Linked DNA regions of Homo sapiens: region 2 is linked to region 1. Evidence: chromatin contacts called from ENCODE Hi-C or POLR2A ChIA-PET data. All regions are on one chromosome and are shown on one strand. Each heading gives the region's core, a stretch centred on a gene start or an enhancer-like site at or near the end of the contact. The rest is flanking DNA. Distances are from core to core; before and after follow the strand shown. Region 1 overlaps RAB11FIP4 (RAB11 family interacting protein 4). Region 2 overlaps MYO1D (myosin ID).

What was found. Hi-C counts contacts between places; a loop is a spot of excess contacts on that map. ChIA-PET counts read pairs that join two places held with the same protein, here RNA polymerase II (POLR2A). Pooled maps may share reads with other maps.
Region 2: a loop to region 1 is called in a pooled map, with 3 times the contacts of the local background. The contact joins two enhancer-like sites. A Hi-C loop is called at or near these places in 1 of 37 single-sample maps with no recorded cell type and 4 of 50 pooled maps. POLR2A ChIA-PET finds 5 or more read pairs at or near these places in 2 of 52 experiments (activated CD8-positive, alpha-beta memory T cell and activated naive CD4-positive, alpha-beta T cell).

The regions. Positions count from the first base shown.
Region 1 is chr17:31,493,921-31,496,842 of GRCh38, reverse strand. All of the region lies in intron 3 of RAB11FIP4 (RAB11 family interacting protein 4), which reads right to left. Among named protein-coding and RNA genes, the nearest start is that of MIR4724, 40 kb to the left of the region's middle. Within about 2 kb of position 1,665, at least 18 of the 41 ENCODE cell types and tissues checked have a DNase peak (open chromatin) inside an H3K27ac peak, as active enhancers do.
Region 2 is chr17:32,514,219-32,517,303 of GRCh38, reverse strand. All of the region lies in intron 21 of MYO1D (myosin ID), which reads left to right. All of the region lies in intron 1 of LOC105371734 (a long non-coding RNA gene), which reads left to right. Among named protein-coding and RNA genes, the nearest start is that of CDK5R1, 29 kb to the right of the region's middle. RefSeq lists enhancers at 771-820, 891-1,060, 1,941-1,990. Within about 2 kb of position 1,488, at least 5 of the 41 ENCODE cell types and tissues checked have a DNase peak (open chromatin) inside an H3K27ac peak, as active enhancers do.

The sequences.
Region 1 (2,922 bases), core at 416-2,915:
ACAACACTGTGCACTGGAGTGGACTCAGGCTGACCCTGCAGCCACAGGAATGGCAGTTAGCAACGCTGATGGTACCAGAACTTGGACTTGAGCTGAAGCTTGCAGGGACCACAGCACACTGGGCTTCTGAGGTCTGTGCCATCCAGGCCATCAGGCAGAGCCCTCCTCCCCTTTCCCACCCCAGGGAGCTTCAAAGAGGCTACATGTGGGAAGACTTTACAGAAAGGGAGAGGAGAGATTTGAAAGAAAATTGCTAAAAGGAAACACATGTGAAAATGAAAACTCAGGCAAAGGGGGAGAAGGACGAGGGAAGAAGAGTAATGTCCAAGGATTATAAACTGAGTCAAGAAGCCCTTGGAACACCAGTTTCCCTCTGCTCCCTTGGGAAGGCCAGTGACCCACTCCCAGCCCTCATTTTCCCTCTTAACCCAGATGGAACGGGGCAGACCTTAGATGATACCCAGCAAGAGAAACAGGGAATGTTGCCTTGCACACAGCCATGACAACTGTGGAGCCACGATTCATATGTGGTGGGAGGAAAATCCCGAGGCTCAGAGAGGTCGCTCTACTTTGCCAAGGCCACACAGCTGGCGAGCCATAAAGCTGGAATCTAAGCCCAATCCAAGGTTGTCCCCTTGAACCACATCAGGGTCCCCTCATATAATCTGCCACCACTACAAGGTGGCTCCACCTGCATCCTTGGAGGAACTGGACAAATTATATAAGTTCCCCAGAGGTTACCTAGTTTCTATTTCATTAAATCTGAGACACCTCTGATTTTACAATGCACCGTTATTTCAAGTATGCCAAGAAAAAGGCGCTGTCAAATTATAATAATCCGCAAATGTGCGACACATTCCAATTTAAGATGTTAAATGGAAAAAAAGGAAAGGAAAAAAAGAATGTGCCTTAGAATCCCAGAAAATACCATGTAAGTGTGAGTAGGGAACAGGGATTCAGTCACAGTTCCGCAGACTGTGTGTGTGCAGTGAAGGGCAGTCAACAACTCCACACAAGCACATGAGCACACACCTGCTGCTATAAAATCCTTCTTTGCTAATAACTGATGCAATCGTGCAGATAATCATACAAAAATGTGTTGGCCAGACCTGCCTTGTCAACAAGAACCCTCATTTCACCAGGAGACCATCAATTCAAGGTTGCCTAACATCAGTCAGACGAGTCAAGCATGGTGGCTCATGCCTGTAATTCCAGCACTTTGGGAGGCCAAGGTGGAAGGATTGCTTGCGCCTAGAAGTTTGAGACCAGCATGGGTGACATAGTGAGACCTCATCTCTACCAAATGAATAAATAGCCGGGAGTGGTGGTGCACCCAGCTACTCAGGCAGCTGAGGTGGGAGGATCACTTGAGCCCAGGAGGTCGAGGCTACAGTGAGCCAAGATTGTATCGCTGCACTCTAGCCTGGGCAGAAATGCGAAACCCTGTCTCAAAAAAAAAAAAAAAAAAAAAAAAAATCAGTCAAGTGGAGGCTGTCCTGCCCACCTAACCAGCCAGGCTAGGCCAGGCTAGCCAGCTTCGCCTGAGTGGAGCTATAGACCTCTGGGCAGCCAAGCTGGATGACTCTGTGGTTAACTACCAAGGGCAGTCACCCAGTGTGGCTGGGCGGTGGCACAGCCTGCACCTTTTTGTCTGGCTTTTCTCCAAATCTCCTGGGGCTTGTGGCCAGCCAGAGCCTCAGCATTTTAATAAGGCAGATGCTGGGGGCTGGCAGTGGCAGATGGGCAGCACTGCTCCAAGCCAGCTTTTCCAGCTAGGCACAGGTGGATGGACAGGCAGGCCCTGGCTGGAGGTGAAGGGCAGGTGGGCCGAGGTGTGGAGGGCCATCCTCCCCTTGGCAGGCCAGCCACAGCCTGGCAGTGTGAGCAGCCTCTGGAAGGACAGGCTAGGTACAGTCTCCCTCACTGAACCTGGGGAGAAGTCTGTTACCTCGGAAGCTGCTTGACATCTCATTCACAGACTGCCACACAAATGCTAGTCACTTCACCCCAGACCCAGAATCTGTATCTGCAGAGCCCGAGCAAGGTTTGTTAAAAACACAGAAGCTGGCTGGGTGCAGAGGCTCATGCCTGTAATCCCAGCACTTTGGGGGGCCGCGGTGGGAGGATCACCTGAGGGCAGGAATTCGAGATCAGCCTGGGTAACATAGTAACACCTCATTTCTACTTTTTTTTTAAAAAAATTAAAATTAAAATTGAAAAAAAAGATTTAAAAACCCACAGAAGCTGAGGAAGTAGAGTTTTGCTTCTCTTGCAAAGGCCCTTGAGTAATGGAGTTTTTCCGCTGCCACCTTCCTGTTTGGGCCATGACACTCCCCGGCAAGACATTCTGTTAGGTGCGAAGGTTATTAGTCACAACAATCAAACCAGCTGAAGCCTGCAGGAACTAAGAATAACAGCTCACCCCAAAGCACAGTTTTAAGTGCTTTTCATACATTTACATATTTGAGCCTTACCACGAACCCTGTGAGGGAGGTACTAGCCTCATCCTCTTACCACGAACCCTGTGAGGGAGGTACTAGCCTCATCCTCGTTTTACAGGTGGGGAAGCTGAGGCACAGAGAAATTAAATAACTTGTCTAAGATTCCACCAATAGCAAGGGGCAGAGCCAGGATCTGAACCCAGAGACAGCCTGACTCTGAAGGCATTTTGGTACTAAACTGGCCTGCCTCTCTAACCATCTAACCGTCCACGAGTGTCAACTAAGTAAAGGCCAGAACCTAGACTGGGCATCTTAAATCACCATGGCTCATTTTATTTTCACCATCACCCTGCGAGGCAGGTGCTATTATCAACCCCATTCTACCTGTTGGGCACCCCAACCCTCAGCCACCCCAAAGCAGGGGGGTGGATGAACAGGATGCCCCATCTGAATGCTGCCTGACACGCAAACACACACGTGT
Region 2 (3,085 bases), core at 239-2,738, 1.0 Mb before region 1:
TTTGCCTTAAAATGCCTCCGGATCCCATCCTGTGACAGTCATTTAAAACAAATGTGTAACTGCCTAATCAGGGCACAAACCATTTTTCAGATTTGCCTGGGCAGCAGTGACCTAAATATTACCCAGGGTGTCTGACTTCCAGCTCCAGAGGAAGAATGTATTTGGTTTGATTGTTTTCATGCCAATAAAGTTGGGCCAGTAATTCAAGGTCCCCATTGGGATAGCTGAATCCTTCGATGCTATAAATTAGTTCTTTAGAAAGCAGTGGTGTCGTTTTTATTGAATTGTTCACCTTCCAATGGAATCACTATGCACCCACGCTAATTTGTTGTGCCATTGTTAATGGATATAAGATAAAAGGAGCAGGAACTGGAGAGGATGGTGGAAGTGGCCCAGCCCATTTACACCAGCCAGGTATGTGGAGTAAATCTTGGGAAAATGTGTCTATTTAATCCACTTACAAGCCAAATGGTGTAGCAAGTAGCAGCAGATCCATTCTGCTCTCTCTCTCCCAGGTAACAATGCAGGCAGTAAATAAGGCCTGTATTAGAAGCCACTAAAGCTGTAAACACACACAGCAGGGAAATTTGCCTAAACTGCCCACTGAGGTATCAGATGCAATTGGCCTTCTATTGGAAGTGTGTCTGCGCTCAAGGGCAAGCCAAATTTGGCAAGAAGCCATGTGGAGACACTTCACATTTAAATCTTCTACGAGACTGGGGGCAGGGAGACAAAGGTTCCTCTGGGGCTCTCAAATCCAATTGGTGATTCCAGAGAAAATGGGGACTCTTCATGGCAGGCAGGAAAAGGGGAAATGTGGCCTGAGAGAACCCACACTTTCCCAGCCAGCAAGCTCCAGCCTGGATCAAAACAACCCATTTCTGGGAACTTAAAATAAAAAATAAGAGAGCAGTCAAATGAACTTGAGACCCCCACAGGGCCTTTCATGTGTCTACCAGCAGCAGCATGGTGAGTGGTTTCTGTGATGTGGGATTCCAGGGCAAGAGGCACTGGACCATGGCCACTGGTTCATCTCTCATTATAGGCCAGAAATAGATGCCCCATCCCAGGAAAAGGGAAATAAGGCTGCATGGAATGTTTCATCTGTTGGAATATTGTTCTGCTCTGCCTGACAAGATTACTGAGTTCTCAGTTCTGTAGCAATGGCATTGAGTAAGAGTCTGAAAATTGATGCATTATGTACTCGCTTAAAATAGCAAATGCAGAATAGAAAAAGCAAAGCTGCTAGGAAGTGTGCAGAACATATTGATAGAAAGGCCTGCTTTGCCTCTGTCATTACCAGCATGAAAGTGTGTATCGGAGCAGGGGGTAGACTTTCCATCAGAAGCATCTGAGCAGTGGAGGCTCTTTTACCGCAATGAGACAAGGGTACATTTTTTTAGCTGACATAAGTGAGTGTAAATCTTTCTGTTCTCAAACAGGTGGTAGAAAGTGGGCAATTTGTTTCTTTTCATCTCCGTGTTCTGGGCTTGGTTTATGAGATAGCTGCCTCTGTTTTAACTTCTTTGAATTCCCCTCAGAACAAAAATCCCCCACCACCTGCTACTTAATCAAATATTCTTCACTGTGGATTATAGTTGCCTGGATGGGAGCAAGGTTCAGTGACAGTGTGATGGAAAATATCCAAAAAGAACTATGTCGTCAGCCCCAAGAAGAAAGCATTATCCTTTGTCCTTAAAAATGGGATTTAAGGCTGGGCACAGTGGCTCACACCTGTAATACCAACACTTTGGGAGGCTGAGGCAAGAGGATTGCTTGAGCCTAGGAGTTTAAGACAAGCCTGGGCAACAAAGCGAGACCCTGTCTCTACAAAAAATCAAAAAATTAGCCGGGCATGGAGGCACATACTTGTGGTCCCAGCTATATAGGAGGCTAAGGCAGGAAGATGACTTCACCAGGAGGTGAAGACTGCAGTAGGCCATGGCTGGGGGACTGGGCGAGACTCTATGTCAAAGAAAAGACAGGAGGAGGGAATTTAAAAATACTGAATAACAAGTTAAAAAGTCCTTCTGGAATCGACAAGCCTTTTTGCCCTGGAAGGTGGCATAGTTGCTTCTTAGGGGAATATCCGTGGTCAGGGACAGAGGCCTTGAGAGGCTGGGCAAAGGTCCTTTCAGCCCTGGTTTCATTCGTCTAACCAGCATTCCACTCTAACAGCCTCCTCCATTCAAGCGCTTACTCCATTAACAAACATTAATGGGGCACTTACTCGATGCCAGGCATGGCACTAGCCACTGTGCATATATTTTCTCCTTTAACTCTCTAGAAAAAAGAACATTATCCCTGTTCATTATCCCAGTTAAGGAAACTGAGTTTAAAAGGATTAAGTAACTGCCCAGAGCCAGACAGCTAGATTTGAACCCTAAACTATTGATTCCAAACCTTGTATTCTTCCCACTATGCCTCCATTGTCTCCTCTTTTGATTAAGCAACATTCCTAGAAATACAGGGAACCTGGAAGGCCCCTGTCCGCATCTCTTTCCTGCTGCTGCTGCCAGCTGGAATGTCTGACTCCCGGATGTGTTATAACTAAACTTCTAAAAGAACGATCAGTATCTGAGAAAAATCCCTTTTTTCAAGCTCAGCAAGCAATGTGATGTACTAACAGCCCCTCATCGTGATTCAAACTAACTATAATTTACCCATTGTTGTTGGACATTGACTAGTTTCCAAATTTTTATAGGTCACCACGATTTTGGAGAGTGTGACCTGCTATTTGCAAAGCAAGGATTAGACTTTCCCTCCTTTCCCCTTTATAATTTGCACTATTGCTTCTAAGAATAGTGTTTTTTAAAGTTTGGACATTTTCAGATAAAGATTGCTGGAAATAATAGTGTGAAAAATATTTTTTAAATAAAAGACTAACATTGAATAAAAAGATAGAAATCTTGGGCATCCGCGGTGGCTTACACCTGTAATCCCAGCACTTCGGGAAGCCAGTGTGGAAGGATGGCTTGAGCCCAGGAGTTCAAGACCAGCCAGGGCAACATAGGAAAACCCTGTCTCTACGATTTTTTTTTTTTTTTTTTTTTTTTTTTTTTTTGAGACAAAGTCTTGCTCTGTC